Linked DNA regions of Mus musculus: region 1 is linked to region 2. The links are chromatin loops, found by intact Hi-C in ENCODE. Cell type or tissue: heart. All regions are shown on one strand. Each heading gives the region's core, and the rest is flanking DNA. Links, peaks and the distances in the headings are about the cores only.

Region 1 (8,203 bases), core at 2,160-4,659, 120 kb after region 2:
TTTAGACCATGCTGGCGTCAATCTCCCGGTGTCTACCTGCCTCTGCCTCCCCAGTGCTGAGATTAAAGGCAAATGTTCACTTTCTAATGTTATGAAATCACAAAGAATGCAGAGAAAGACAAACATGTGGCTCAAACATTGGGGAGGGAGAACGGCTTGAGATCAATCTTCTATGAGATTCTTCATTTACTGCACAACCTAACGATGTCATAACCTTGCTGGTGACATGTGCAAACGCAGAAGCCTACGAAGCTGTAAGAGCTGGAGAGAAGGCTCAGCAGTTAACATACACTGTTCTTAAAAAGAAGCTGACTTGGCTCCCAGCGACCATAGCAACCTGAAGCTCTAGAGGTCCTGACACCCTCTGACTTCCTTAGACACACACACACACACACACACACACACACACACACACACACACACACAAATAAACAGTAACGAACAATTCTGATTGAAGCTGAGGAAACTAAGCTAAACCATATGCTTGAATGTACAAAAGCCTGGACTCACTTTCCAGTGCCCTAAAAGAAAAACATGCTCAATCTAATACAATATACCATTAACAATGAAGTAGAAAAAATATGATTCTGCCAGTAACTGGAATATATATGGCAGGAAGAGGTGGAGGGATGTCTCAGGAGAGCACTTGCTGCTCTTGCAGGACCCTGTTTGAGTTCTGGGACCCACATGGCAGCCTACAATCAACAGTAACTTGTTGCGTGAGATCTAGTGTGCCCTTCTGGTCTCCACAGGCACCAGCTACAGACACAGTGCACTTACAGTACGCTTATATGGAGGCAAAACACTCATGCACATGAAGTAAAATAAATCTTTTAAAAATGATTGGGTTGAGGGCCAGGAGTGGTGGAGCATGCTTTTGATCCTAGCACTCTGAAGACACGGACAGGCAGATCTCTGTGAATTCAAGGTCAGACTGGTCTACAGAGTTCCAGGACAGCCAGAGCTACATAATAGGAGAATGGATAAGCAGAACATGCTGCCAGAGACCTTTAATCCTAGCACTATGAAGGCAATCACTGACAGATCTCTGAGTTTGAGGCTAGCCTCATCTACATAGCAAGTTCTAGGCCACCCAAAGCTACATAGCAAGACTTTGTAAAACACAGAACATAAAAAAGGGGGGAAGGGATGTTTGGTTTGGTTTTAAGACAAGGTTTCTCTGTGTAGCGATGGCTGTCTTGGAACTAGACCTATAGACCAGGCTAGCTTCGAGCCCAGAGATTTGTCTTCCTTTACTGGTAGTGGGAATAAAGGCATGCACCACCATGGTGTGGCTTAGAATGAGTTTCTTTTCTCTTGCCCTCTCTCTCCCGCTCTTTCTCTCATACACACACACACACAGCAAGAAAGGGGATTAAGGATGCTATTAGCATTGAAAAGAAAAAAATAAACTGTTTCCTCAAAATAAATTCCAAGAATCAACAAAACTCATTGAACCAACAAGATTATAACCAGTAACTCTTAACAAATTATCAAAATGTTTAAAGATGAGTATAATATCCATCAGCGTCCTGTAAGCCAACAGTGAGCAGCTGGATAACAATACCCAGTATGGCAATGCAGGTAAGAAGAGACAATGAAATATATACCAATTCAATAAAGTCCTCTAGGTAAGAACTACAATTTTTTTAAAAAGATTTTAACTGTTTTAAAACTTTCAAAAAGTTTTATTAGGAGCAAAGAGGAGATACAAATTATAGACATTTCCAAGAAAGGCAATGGGCCTCTTTGAGTGAGAGAATGCCAAGGGGCCTTACTTTGTTTTTTTCACACTTTTTTATGAAGATCAGTGTTTTGCCAGCACATATGCGGTGCCTGTGGAGATCAGAGGAGGCCTGGAGACTAGTTACAGGAGGTTGTAAATGGCCACCTGAGCACTGGGAACTGAATCAGGCAGCATCCTCTGCAAAAAACAACCAGGGCTTTTCACTGCTAAGCCACTTTTAAAGTTTTAAGAGTGTGTGTGTGTGTAGGGGTTCGTGCATTTGAAGGAGGTGCCCTCAGAGGCCAGAAGTGGAGATGGGATGCTCTGGTACTGGAGTTATAGGCAGTTGTGAGTCACAGAGGTGGATGCTGGAAATCAAACTGGAGTCTTTACAAGAGCAATACCCTCTTAAGCACTGAACCATCATTACAGACCATCCACCTCATCTTTTTGACAGGGTCTCATGATGTAACCCTGGCTAACCTGGAACTCTGCAGCTATGTAAACCAGGCTAGCCTCAATCTGCCAACCTCTTCCTCCCAAGTGCTGGGTTAAAAGTAGACTGACCAACCAACCCAGCAAGAACTATAATTTTTAACAACAAAAAACAAAACAAAACAAAACCATGCAGGGCAGTGGGAGACAATGCCTTGAATCTTGGCACATGGAAGGCAGAGAGAAGCAGGTGTATGGCTATGATTTCAAGGCCAGCCTCTACAGAGTGAGTTTTAGGCCAAAGCAGACCTAACAAAAAACAAAATAAGCAAAAAAGACAACAACAAAACCCCAACCAAACAAAAAGCAAACACAAAATAGTGATACCCCATAAATATGGCGATAGGAAGCTTCAGAACTGAACGTCATGTTTCCTCAATCTGCACTAAGATTTAAATAATCACAATATAAATCCTAACAACTTATGAAAAATTAAGAAACTGATTCTCAAGTTTATGTGGAGAGTGGAAAAAAACGAAAATGGTCCACACAATTCCAAAGAAACAGCACACAGACTTAAAGTGTATATATATAGTTATAGATATTATATATACACATGTTATATACACACACATATATATATGGGGTGTGTGTGTGTGTGTACCTTTTTTTGACAAAGTAGCAAAGGAAACTCAACAAAGGGCAGAATAGCAAAAGGTTATTAGCAGAACCGATGTCTATAGACAAGAAATTAAATAGAGTTTCACAATGTTGGGGCTGGAGAGATGGTTTAATGGTTGGGAAAACCGGCTGCTCTTCCAGAGGACCTGAGTTCAATTCCTAGTACCAACATGGCAGCTCAACAACAGTTCCAGAGGATCTGACATCCTCACAAAGACATACATACATTTTGGCAAAATACCAATGCACAAAAAATAATAATTTTTTTAAAGTTTAAAATTCACAGTATTAACTCAAGTTGATTGCTTTGACCTAAATGTTACATGAAAATTCAGAACTTCTAGAAAGTAGCAGAAACTAGATGACCTATTGTTTTACAACCTTCTGATGAGATACCCAAAGCAGGACTGTATAAAACGCCTGCCCCAGACAGAGCACCGACTCTTTCCTGCGCGAGGCGGAGCCTCCGCAGGGAGGCTCCGCGCTCTGCGCAGGCGCGGACCACGGCGAAGAGGACACAGGGCCCAGCGCCACACAGCACTGAATGCCGCTGCCGCCCCGCCCCAGCCTCGGGGAGGATCCACCACAGCGGGCAGGGACAGCGGCCCTTGCTCACCATGGCGCGGCTTCCGAACTCGCCCGCGCTCTCCTCACTGGTCCCGGCAGCAGCGCTCACAGCACAACACACCGCACCTCCCTGTGCCGCAGAGCCGAGCCACAATATGGCGGCCGTGAAGAACCCGCCTCTTGCCGCTCTCCAGTAGTCCTGATTAGACGGCACGGTTCTAGAACCTGATTGGCTACCAAAGCCTGAGTGACACTAGCTTCCAAAGCCGAAGTGTGGGATTCAAATGACAGCCATAGCCCCGCCCTCCTTGCTTCTAAGCAGAACTAGCTTCTCCCTGGTAAAGCAGTACTCCATCACCAAGTCGTCACTGTGCACACCGAGTGCTCATTGCAGCAATCCTGCTGCCTCACAATTAGAAAGGTGCTCAGGTCAGTTTTAATTAGAAGGTCAAATTATAACTGGACATGATGTTCTCCAGGCATCAGGAATTTGAGTAAGGAACATCTATGGTTTATACATCTGTCCCAGGTTGCACATTAACACAAGTATTCATTTCCTCTATTTTCATAGCATGTGTGTTCTTCCAGTTAAGATCTCTATCCAGCCGGGCAGTGCAGGCAGTGGTGGCACACACCTTTAATTCCAGCACTTGGGAGGCAGAGGCAGGCAGATTCCTGAGTTCGAGGCCAGAGTGGTCTACAGAGTGAGGACAGCCAAGGCTACACCAGAAACCCTGTCTTGAAAAAACCAAAACAAACAAACAAACAAAAACCAAAAACCTCTCTATCCTTCCATCTCACCCCCGTTTCTCCTCTCCAGGCCTCTACAGACATTCTAATTTAAACAAAAGCAAAAAGAAAAAGAAAAAGAAAATTGAAGACGTGGGTCAAGGAAATGACTTAGTAGGTTAAGCATGAACATAGTAGAAGAAGACCAACTCAGGAAAGTTGTCCTCTGGCCTCCACAAGTGTGTTCTTCACACACACATAAATATACACAGACACACACACACGTACATAGCCACTAAATCATCAGAACATTTTATTATTTAATTTTTGGTTTTTTGAGTTAGAGTTTCTCTGTGTAGCCCTAGCTATCCTGGTGTTTTTGTTTTTGTTTTTTGTTTTTTTGTTTTTTTCCAAGACAGGGTTTCTCTGTATAGCCCTGGCTATCCTAGAACTCACTCTGTAGACCAGGCTAATCTCAAACACAGAGGTCTACCTGCCTATGCTTCACGGGTGCTGGGAAAAAGGCGTTCACCCATTTTTACTAAAGAAGAAGTGGGGGAGTACTGGCAGTAGAAACAATAAGAAGGAAAAACCCAGCAAAGCTAATGGAGTCAATGAACAGATCAGTGAGTGGTGTTCAGTCGTGTAATGATTAGTCTTGATTGTCAAAGTGATAGGAGCAACCCTCCAGCATGTATGTAAGGGTGTTTCTAAATAGGGTAGTTGAGATAGGAAGGCTCTTCCTAAAAGTGGGCAGTATCATTACCTAGACCACAATCAAGGACCGACTGAAAAGAGGGAAGGAGGTGAGGGGATGGGAGCACTCTCTGTACCTTCTGCTCTTGTAGAGAACTTGTTTGGTTTACACACACACACACACACACACACACACACACACACACACACACACCCGTTGGCTCTTAACTTCCTGTAAATCCAGCTCCAGGGGATGAAATTCCTTCTTCTGAGCGCCTTCATGGCTCATGCATACTGAATTACCCATACATGTAAATAAAAAAAATGTTTTTAAATTATCATTATAGAATATCTTTTCTCCTCCTATGAAGGTTCCGATTCTCCCTGTTTAAGATCTCAAATATCTCTGAATTATAACTATTCCTAAGACAAGATATAATAAAGAGAATATACCTAGGAGCCAAAGTTAAAACTCCGTGTTAGCGCCAGCTAACCATCCATGAGAACCAGCTCTCTATAACCTCTTCATATTTTTTAGAGAGGATCTCACTCTGTACCCAAGGCTGGCCTCCAACTCACAGGAAACCACTGGTCTCTGCCTCTCGTGTCTCTATAACCTCTTGGCTTTAGTTAGTCTGGGAACTTTTGAATTATGTTTGGCTGACAAAAGTGAATCCATGCTTGTTGTCTTTTTTTTTTTTTTAATGTTTATATGAGTACATTGTTGCTGTCTTCAGATACTCCCCTTCCCAGACACCCCTCCTGCAAAAGGTATTTAACCCCAGGCCTGCCCTGAGAAGTGGGGTATGGTTTTACTCATCCACTTTGTGCTATGACAATAAATGCCCTAAAACCATGGACTGCCTCTTTTCATCAGGATCTGCCGTGGGGAGCAATGGAGAAGCTTTCACCTAAAGAGCTGCCATCTACTCTCCAGTGGAAGGCCTCTCCGCACTCCCAGCCACCACCAAGACTAAACCACCACCGCCAACAAGCCAAGTACCTATCCCCCCCCCGCCCCCCCCGCCCCCCCCACCCTAACCAGCCGAAGCTTCTTTCTTTCCCCCTTGGCCCCGGCTAGATCCAGCCCATGGGCCCCCACTCTGTTCTCAGCTCTTCCAAGCTCCCAGCAGCACCTGGGGTCCGAGAGCCTGAGAAGCAGATAGTCCCGGCCTCCCAAGCCAGCTCCCTGGACTTCAGACTGCGCTTCCCCAACCCCAGAGTGGTGTTCGGAGGCTTCCCTACAGCCTGACACCTGCCCAGCAATGGCGTGGGGTAAGCACAGTCAAACTTCCTGTGTCCTGCCTCCCTGCGTGGCCAAGCCCTATATCAGAGAAGACATGAGACCCCGCTAACCCTACAGCATGTAGGTCCAGAATATAATGTTTTTTAACTCTCAGGCTCACAAGATCAAGGAAAACGTTTAAGAGAATGTTTTAAATAAATGTTAAAAGAGAATGTTTTAAAACTGAGTACTGGATAGATGGCTCAGTGATTAAGAGGACTTTCCAAACTTGCAGAGGACTTGAATTCCTGTAGCTTTAGATTTTTTCTCAACCCTAATTTTGTTTGTTTGTTTGTTTGTTTGTTTATTTGTTTGTTTGTTGTTGTTTGGTTTGGGTTGTTTTTTGTTTTTTTTTGTTGTTTTTTTTTTTGTTTTTTTGTTTTTTTGTTTTTTTTTTGTTTTTTCGAGACAGGGTTTCTCTGTATAGCCCTGGCTGTCCTGGAACTCACTTTGTAGACCAGGCTGGCCTCGAACTCAGAAATCTGCCTCCCCAGTGCTGGGATTAAAGGCGTGTGCCACCACGCCTGGCTTTAATAACGGTTCTTAAATGCTTTAACCTCCTTCCAACCAACCAGTGTTGGAGATTGGTTATAATGCTTTGAATCTTCATGTCCAGACACTGAAGGTCCTGATCGATAAAGATGCAAACAGCCATAGGCTGGGCACAGGGCAGGACACTTATAGTAGCATGGGAGAAGATGCAGAGAGGAAAGAGAGAGGTGCACCAGGACTGGAGGAAGAAGAATGGGGCGAAATAGCAACAGGAGATAAAGCCAATGACTCATATGAGATTTCAGGTAAATGGCCTTTAGGGTGGCAGGGGAAGGTTTAGGAATGTTCAGCCTTTGAGGTAGCCAAGACATTTTTAAAATAAGCTAGTGTGTGTGTGTGTGTGTGTGTGTGTGTGTGTGTTTCATCCCAGGATCAAAAGATAGTTCCTGGGTGGGTGTGCATGTACAATCTGCCAGGAGTCAAAGTGGTGAAGCGAAACTCACTGCAACACACCAGAGGTAGTGGAAAAGAAAGGTTATTAGGATATAAGGGAAGTGTACCTGTTTAGAAATTTTTCTTTGAAGCAAATCCCATCTGTATTGTCAGGAAATCAGCAGTTCAGTTCATAGAAGTCAGGAGCAGCAAACACTTCATAAATATACCAGCAGTCCAGTTCAGTAGTGTTGGTATAGCAAACATGAATCAGCAGTGGTGGGCAACCTAGTAGAAATAGTCAGGTCTCAGCTGAATTGGCATGAGTCAGCAAGAGTTACCAGGACCACCAGGGACACCAGAAGTTATTTGCTGTGCTCTCAACAAAATATAGAACAGTGAAGACTTGAGACCAAGAAGCGTTGCAGAGCTAGCTATGTGAGCAAGCCAAGCCCTGGCCACTGTTAGTTGAGTCCTTTCTATACTCCCTTCAACATTAAACAGCACGTGTCCTCCATGGGTCTCGCCTCAGCACACGTCTTGCCTCAGTACATGAATCTGTCTTAGCAAAATTCCACATGAGTCTTTATCAGCTGATATAACTCTGCCAAACAGCCTGAGTCCAAGGAAACTGCAAGAAGCCAGTGGAACATCACAAGAAGTTTTTTGGTGTGTTTCTATGGACACATAGAACTCAAAACGCACGTGAGGTGAACCAACACATGCATGTCATTAGCGAAGAGTCCTTCATCACGTGTCCTTTCATGTGCCTGCTTTAGCAGAACCTCCTTCCACCTGTGTCTGATTCAGGAAACAGTCCCTTCATGTGTTTGCCCCAGCGAAACACCGCCTGACAAAACTGACTTTCCAGAGAAACCAGAAGTTTCCATTCCAGGTTCCAGCACACTCCTTAGGCTGCTGACCCATAACTACACTACAGTGGAATTCTTACGCTCTTCTGGCCGTTTCAGGCCCCTGAATACATCTGGGATACATGCACACAGAAATGCGCGCGCGCGCGCACACACACACACAAATGAAAATAAGAACTTTAAGAAATCTTTGTTTTTTGTTTTTTGTTTTTTTATTTATTTATTATATGTAAGTACACTGTAGCTGTCTTCAGACACTCCAGAAGAGGGCATCAGATCTCATTACAG
Region 2 (8,203 bases), core at 3,019-5,518:
ATTGAAATGTGCAGCTTGAGAGGTTAGGGATGAGCAATCAGTTAGCTATAGAAGATGTATGGGTTAGATACAGATGTGTGGGGGTTTGAGTGAGAATGACCCCCACAGGCTCATACTGAGGACTTGCTCCCCAGTTGGTGGCACTGTTCTGGACAGACTGGGAGGTGTGGACTTCCAGTGCACTCTTTGCCTCTTGCCTGTCTTTCAAGATGTGAGCTCTAGCTGCTCCCCAGACACCTGCTGCTGCTGCTCCACCATCTGCCGCTCTAACCCTCTGAAATCATAAGCCCCAAATAAACACTTTTCTTCTATAAGTTGCCTTGGTCCCACTGTCTTCCCAGCAACAGAAAAGTAACTAAAATAGATGTTGACTCATGAAAGCAGCCAAGTCAACACTACCCCTCAGGAATTAGCTCTGTTAGAAAGGGCCTGAAGCCCATGGTCTGGCCTTGATGTGGAAGAGCACGGGAGAGAAACAATACAATTTATGTGAGAGACATCAGGAATGGGAGCCTTACAGGAAAGAAGAGGCTTCTCTTTAAATCCAGAAAGGAGACAGGAATACTGGCACACCTTTAATCTAAGCACTCTGAAGTCGGAGGCAGAAGGGTATCTGTGAGTTCTAAGCGATCCAGGGCTAAAGTTTGATCCTTAGTTTGCCTTCTATTGCTGTGCTAAAACAACAGGACCAAAAGCAGCTTGGGGAGGAAAGGGTTTATTTCAGCTTACACCTACAATCCATCATGGAGGGAAGTTAGGGAAGACATTCAAGGCAGGAACCTGGAGGCAGGAGCTGAAGCATAGGCAATGGAGATATGGCTGCTTTCTTCTAGAACACAGGACCAGGGGTACTGTACTGGCTAGTTTTGTGTGTCAACTTGACACAGCTGGAGTTATCACAAAGAAAGGAGATTCAGTTGGGGAAATGCCTCCATGACATCCAGCTGTAAGGCATTTTCTCAATTAGTGATCAAGCGGGGAGGTCCCCTTGTGGGTGGCACCATCTCTGGGCTGGTAGTCTTGGGTTCTATAAGAGAGCAGGCTGAGCAAGCCAGGGGAAGCAAGCCAGTAAAGAACATTCCTCCAAGACCTCTGCATCAGCTCCTGCTTCCTGACCTGTTTGGGTTCCAGTCCTGACTTCCTTGGTGATGAACAGCAATGTGGAAGAGTAAGCTGAATAAACCCTTTCCTCCCCAAGTGCTTCTTGGTCCTGATGTTTGTGCAGGAATAGAAACCCTGACTAAGACCGGTACCATCTCAGTTAGCTGGGCACATCAGCCATTGATCCAGAAAATACCCTGAGGTCCTCTTCACAGATTACACTAGGTTGTGTCAAGTGGACAAAATGTAACCAAGACACACCCTACTTGGAAAAAGAGAAAACAGGAGGAAAAAAAAAAAGGAAAGGGGTAGTTTAAAGCTAAGATTAAGAGAGATTTCCCCCCTCAATAAGAAGGGTTACTGGGGCTGACGAGATGGCTCAGTGATTAAGAGTGCCAACTGCTCTTCCGAAGGTCCCAAGTTCAAATCCCAGCAACCACATGGTGGCTCACAGCCATCCATAACGAAATCTGATGCCCTCTTCTGGAGTGTCTGAGGACAGCTACAGTGTACTTACATATAATAAAAAAATAAATCTTTTTTAAAAAAAGAAGGGTTACAAAGGGGACTTCAACATCCCTCCAATAAAGAAATATTTAATTTTTGTATATTAAAGAAATATTGGCTTTTGGGTGTCAGCCATTTCAATACTACAAAGTAGAAATGTAAGGGCTCTTTGGAGAGTTTGTTGTATTGGATGGGGTTTTGCTGAGGCAAACACGTGAAGGAGTGTTTTCCTGAAGTGGACACATGTGAAAAGATGCTCTGCTAAAGCAAGCACATGAAAGGACATGTGATGAAGGATTCTTTGCTAACCACACGCATGTATTGGTCCACCTTACATTGTGCAGTTGAGCTGCATTTGTCAGAACTCCATAGAGATAAATGCACCAAAAAACTCCTGGTGATGTGCTGCAGCTTCTTGCCACTTCTGCAGACTTGGGCTGATTGGCAGAGTGATGTTAGCTGAGACAGACATACATGCTGAAGTATGGCATGTGTTTAGGCAAGGCACAAAGAGAACTCATGATGTTTGGAGAGGGTATAAAAGGGACTCAGTGCACAGTGACTGAGGCTGAGCTAGGCTTGCTTATAGAGCTAGCTGTGCATCACGTGTTGGTCTTTTGACTTCTTTGATGATCTTCACTTCGCTGAGAAAAGCACAGCCAAGAACTCTTCCTGGCGTTCCTGCTGGTTGGTCCTTTCTGCTGCCGAGGCTGAGGCCTGGCTGTCTCTGCTAAATAGTACCACCACTGCTGACTCATGTTTGCTATCCCAACTCTATCAAACTGGACTGTTGGTATATCTGTGAAGTGTTTACAAGTGAATCGAGCTGCTGTTGATGACCTGTGAACTGAACTGCAGATTTCCAGACAATGCAGATGGAAGGTTCTCCAAAGAACCTTTCTAAACAGGTCCACTTCTCCTGTATCCTTTCTTTTCCACTACCTCTGGAGGGTGGTGGGCTAGAAGGAAGGCTAAAGCATTTAAGAACCATCATTAAAAATAGGTTTTGAAAAAATTAAAGTTAAACACCACATGATTTAGTCTGAGCTAGCATATGTGATGGTGTGAGACAGTGGTCCTCACCCTTCCTAATGCCATGACCTTTAATAGTTCATCATGATGTGGTGATCCCCCCAACCATAAAATTATTTTCTTGGCTACTGTATAAACTATAATTTTGCTACTACTGTGAATCATAATGTAAATATGTGTTTTCTGATGATCTGATGACACACAGGTCAAGAACCACTGAATTGGACTGTCATTGTCCATTTCAGTATAAAGTGCATTTAGAGTTCACCAGTTACAGATAAGCAGTAGGTGCTGGGCATGTTTCTTCCAAGCGCTGGCTGGTACCGGCCCATAATGAGACTTGGAGTTACCCATGGTTTACTATGTAACTTAAATCATGATAAGGAAAAGAGGAAGCCTCAAATCCCGAGTTATTCCTTAGATAAGGCTTTGTACCCTAAGCCAGGGAGATGGGAAATTTGAGAAAATAGCAGAACTGGCCTGTGAGAAACAAAGAACAGAAATTTCTCCCCCAGGGGGACTTAAAAAAAAAAATCTTGTGCCAAAATTCACAGCCGTTTTTGCCTTTTCTCTAAGGTTCCGTGTCTCTCTGAAGAACTGAATATTTAAAACGCCTTCATTTTTCTCCAGTCGCTTGGAATTTGTTATTATCTTATTTCCAGCTGTGAAGTTGAGCACAGAGGACCAGATACTGGACTGAATTATAAGTTAAGAGTTGTAAAATCACAGTACAGATAGCGTCTTAATAACTCTACCAGAAAGAGCTGATGAGGAGCCAGTGTGTTCTGGCCTCTAACAATGACCAGACTTTGTGCAACTTTAACTAGCCCAGATTTTTACAATGTAGACCAGGCTGGCCTAGAACTCACAGAGATCTGTCTTTCGCTGCCAGCAGAATGAGTGCTGGGATTAAGGGGACTTGTACCAACCACCAAGCCCCACTTGACAGACCACTATCAAAAATTTTGGCTTCCGGGCTGGTGAGATGGCTCAGTGGGTAAGAGCACCCGACTGCTCTTCCAGAGTTCAAATCCCAGCAACCACATGGTGGCTCACAACCATCCATGACGGGATCTGACTCCCTCTTCTGGTGTGTCTGAAGACAGCTACAGTGTACTTACATAAAATAATAAATAAATCTTTAAAAAAAATAAAATAAAATAAAAGGAGCCAGGCAGTGGTGGCGCTCACGCCTTAAAAAAAAAAAAATTTTTTTTTGGCTTCCCTGAATAAAAATCCAGGTCCACGGAATACATCATACCCAAGGTCCTATAACAATTCTAGGTCTGAAGCAAGAAATCACTACACTGGACGTTGAGTTGGTAAATGCACTGTGGACACCAACGACCCAAGACCAATAGGAACTAAGCTTTTGAGATCACCGAAGACTAAAGTACCCAGCAAGAAGCAGGCAGGTCTGGCTTTTATGCAAATCTCTCCCGAGCTGAGCGAAGTCGGGCCCTAGCCAATCAGGGCCTCCAGACAAGCCATCCAATCAGGAGCGCCAGGGAGCGGTGGGAGGCGGGCTCCATCGCAATCCCGCTGTGCATTCCGCTGGGAAGCGGAGAAGGCGCAGCGGGTTCGGCCCCCTTCGCTGTGGCCACTGCGGCCCGTAGCTAAGGGGAGCGCGGCCGAGCTCGAAGCCGCGCCATGGTGAGCGCAGGGCCGAAGTCCCCAGAAGGGGAAGAGCGGCCGGCTGAGCCGCGGGAGCCGGGGTGGTGGGTCCTCCTTGGGACTGGGGGAGGGGTGGGTCCAGCGTCTGGGAAAGTTCGGCTTGGTGCGAAGATTAGAGTTTAAAAGGCGAAGCCGCGAGCTCCCCCCGGACGGATTGCGGCTGGCCAGAGGGAGCCAGGCTGGCCCGGAGAGACGAGGGCAGCACGCTGCAGAGCCCAGAGCACCCGCGTGGGCGGGGTCGCTCGGTGCTGAGCTGGTCTGCCCACAGCTCCTTCGACGGCGCAGGTTTCTCCTAGTGCGGGTTGTGACAGCTTAACGTCGCACTCACTTGTAACCCTGCGTGCGGGCTTCACAGTAAACCCGCAGCTGTTGGAGGAGAGGGGACAGCCTGGGCTGCCCCAGGACAAGGGAGAGAAACGTGGAGCGGGACTAGCGAGTAGACGAAGTGGAGGACCCCTGCCGTGCGCTGCAGCTCTCTCCTTCCCCCTCCCTCTCTCCTACTTAAATCAGCCTTATTTATTGGTGTGTGTCCCCGGTGTGTGTGTAGAGTGAGGAAGGTGTAAGGTCACAGGACAACTTTATGGAATGAGTGCTGTCCTTCCGCGATTAACGGATAGAACTCAGGTTGTCACAGAGCCTAGTATAGTTTATTTTTTCTTTTCTTAAAAAATATTTACTCCTTCCCACCCACAGTCTGGAAGTTAGATGCAACAGCTTTGCATAGCATGCTGGGTAAGTGCTCTATTACTCCTTAGGCCTATCTGCAGCTTTATCCTATCTTAATGATAATTGCTTTTAAGTCAGTTTTGAAGTTGTGAATCATGAATCTCTGCTTTGCTCTTTCCCAGGGCTGTACCCGTATTCTAACATCCTTGCAATTCCATGACTTTCCGCAGCAGTTTTCAGTCTGACCAGGTGTTCACTGGTGTTCCTTAGGTGGTGTGACCCTGAGTGTTTCAAGGCGCTTACCATCAAGTGAACAAGGTTTTCCTTTTAGAACTTAGATTCTTGCTGAGCTGGTTGGGAGTCACCTTTCATCCCAGTATTCTGGAGACAGAAGCAGGTGGATCTCTGTAAGTTCTAGGTCAGCCAGGTCTATGTCGTGAGTTCAGGCAAGTCAGGATTACATAGTGAGAACCTATCTCAAAAGGAAGAAAGAAAAAAACAAAATACTTAGGTTCTTGGTTCCTCCGAATCTCTCTGTGGGTGGCATCTTTTGCTGCCAAGCCCAGAGACCTGGGGTTAATCCTTATAAGCCACTTGGTAGAAGGAGAGAATCGAGAACCACAGAATTTCTTTGAACTCCTGTCCCTTCACCTCATACATGCATCATGGCAATGCATAGCCACACATGCACACAGAAAGGAATGGTTTAAAAAAAAAACTGATTTTTTTTAAAGCAAGCTTTGCAGTTTTAAAACTACAACTTTCTTTTTTTGTAGTATTTTTTATTTTATTTTTTTATTTACATTTCAAATACTATCCCCTTTCCTAGTTTCCCCTCTGAAAATCCCCTATCTGCTCCCCTCTCCCCCTGCTCCCCAATGCACTCCCATTCCTGGCCTAGGCATTCCCCTATACTGGGGTGTAGAGCCTTCAAAGGACCAAGGGTCTCTCCTCCCATTGATGAAAGACTAGGCCATCCTCTGCTATATATATAGCTAGAGCCACAAGTTCCACCATGTGTTTTCTTTGATTGGTGGTATAGTTCCAAGGAGCTCTGGGGGTACTGGTTAGTTCATATTGATATTTCTCCTATGGGGCTTCAGACCCCTTCAGCTCCCTGGGTACTTTCTCTGGCTCCTTCATTGGAGACCTTGTCCTCCGTCCAATGGGTGACTGTAAGCATCCACTTCTGTATTTGCTAGGCACTGGCAGAGCCTCACAGGAGACAGCTGTATCAGACTCCTGTCAGCAGGCTCTTGTTGGCATCTGCCTAGTGTCTAGGTTTGGTGGTTGTTTATGGGATGGATCCCCAAGTGAGGCAGTCTCTGGATGGTCTTTCCTTGCCTCTCAGCTCCAAACTTTGTCTCTGTAACTCCTTCTATGGGTATTTGTTCCTTCTAAGAAGGAACAAAGTATCCACACTTTGGTCTTCCTTCTTCTTAAGTTTCATGTGTTTTGCAAATTTGGCCTATCTTGGGTATTCTAAGTTTCTGGGCTAATATCCACTTATCAGTGAGTGCATATCATGTGAGTTCTTTTGTGATAGGGTTACCTCACTCAGAATGATATCCTCCAGATCCTGAGTTCCAGGACAGCCAGGGCTACACAGAGAAACCCTGTCTCGAAAAAACAAAAACAAACAAAAAAAGAATTTCATAAATTCTTGTTTATAATAAACAAGAATTCATAAATTGTTTTTAATAGCTGAGTAGCACTCCATTGGGAAAATGTACCACATTTTCTATATCCATTCCTCTGTTGAGGGACATCTGGGTTCTTTCTAGCTTCTGGCTATTATAAATAAGGCTGCTATGAACATAGTGGAGCATGTGTCCTTATTACAAGTTGGAACATCTTCTGGATATATGCCCAAGAGAGGTATTGTTGGACCTTCCAGTAGTACTATGTCCAATTTTCTGAGGAACTGGCAGACTGATTTCCAGAGTGGTTGTACCAGCTTGCAATTCCACCAGCAATGGAGGAGTGTTCTTTCTCCACATCCTCGCCAGCATCTGCTGTCACTTGAGTTTTTGATCTTAGCCATTCTGACTGGTGTGAGGTGGAATCTCAGAGTTGTTTTGATTTTTATTTCCCTGATGATTAAGGATGTTGAACATTTTTTCAGGTGCTTCTCAGCCATTCGGTATTCCTCAGTTGAGAATTCTTTATTTAGTTCTGTACCCCATTTTTTAATAGGATTATTTGATTTTCTGGAGTCTAACTTCTTGACTTCTTTGTATATATTGGATATTAGTCCCCTGTCTGATTTAGGATTGGTAAAGATCCTTTCCCAATCTGTTGGTGGCCTTTTTATCTTATTGACAGTGTCTTTTGCCTTACAGAAGCTTTGCAATTTTATGAGGTCCCATTTATCGATTCTCAATCTTACAGCACAAGCCATTGCTGTTCTGTTCAGGAATTTTCCCCATGTGCCCATATCTTCGAGGCTTTTCCCCACTTTCTCCTCTATAAGTTTCAGTGTCTCTGGTTTTATGTGGAATTCCTTGATCCACTTAGACTTGAGCTTTGTACAAGGAGATAAGAATGGATCAATTCGCATTTCTCTACATGGTAACTGCCAGTTGTGCCACCACCATTTGTTAAAACTACAATTTTCTTATTTACTGTTGGATTTAGATTCATGCTTCTTGGGTGAGAACTTAAGTGGATTTTAACTACATTTTCAAGTATTTTATCATGTGTGTATAGAAGTGTTATTGAGTGTGTGTGCTTTGCTCCTTGACATTGAGGGAGTGTGCACTTCCTCATCTTGGTTGGTCCCATGTTAGGCATAGTGCTATTATAACTGTCTTAGGCCCTGTTTTGGTGTGATGTATCCTCAACTCTTTTTAAGCAAAATCACCATTTCAAAGTATTGTGGAGTCCAAGATTCATCATTTTGCCATAGGGGGTAATGTTAAGAAGCATCCCTCAAGTCAGGTGGATGCCATTAATCCTGGTGCTCTGGAAACAGAGGCAGGCAAATCTCTAAGTTCAAGGACAGCCTGGTCTACAGAGCTAGTTCTATGACAACCAGGATGACACAGAGAAACCTGTCTCAAATGACCAAAATAAAGAGAAGATTTCGAGGAGGAGAGAAGAAGGGAAGAAAGGAAGAGCCATTCCCTTTGTGGAATCAAGTCAGATGTTTTTATTTATTTTCAAGATGCAAGCTAAACTTGAACTAGAGATTTCCCTCAGAAACCTGATATCTGAAGTTAAG

What was found. A loop is a pair of places that touch in the nucleus more often than their neighbours do. Peaks named below come from ENCODE experiments on the same cell type or tissue, not always from the same donor. Only the 100,000 strongest peaks of a DNase experiment are listed, where the experiment ranks them.
Region 1: a loop joins it to region 2, with 2.5 times the contacts of the local background. A loop is called at or near these places in 1 of 42 quality-filtered maps.

Annotation. Positions count from the first base shown.
Region 1 is chr8:69,771,332-69,779,534 of GRCm38, forward strand. Zfp866 (zinc finger protein 866) reads right to left here and starts at 3,580. Exons shown (of 4, transcript NM_177899.3): 1 at 3,459-3,580. The coding sequence starts at 3,461. In heart, for the core only: no CTCF peak of the experiment used is centred there; a DNase peak (open chromatin) is centred at 3,620; H3K4me3 peaks cover 2,014 bases; H3K27ac peaks cover 1,463 bases.
Region 2 is chr8:69,650,304-69,658,506 of GRCm38, forward strand. Zfp964 (zinc finger protein 964) reads left to right here and starts at 4,253. Exons shown (of 4, transcript NM_001177527.1): 1 at 4,253-4,293. The coding sequence starts at 4,291. In heart, for the core only: no CTCF peak of the experiment used is centred there; a DNase peak (open chromatin) is centred at 4,138; H3K4me3 peaks cover 1,324 bases; H3K27ac peaks cover 1,189 bases.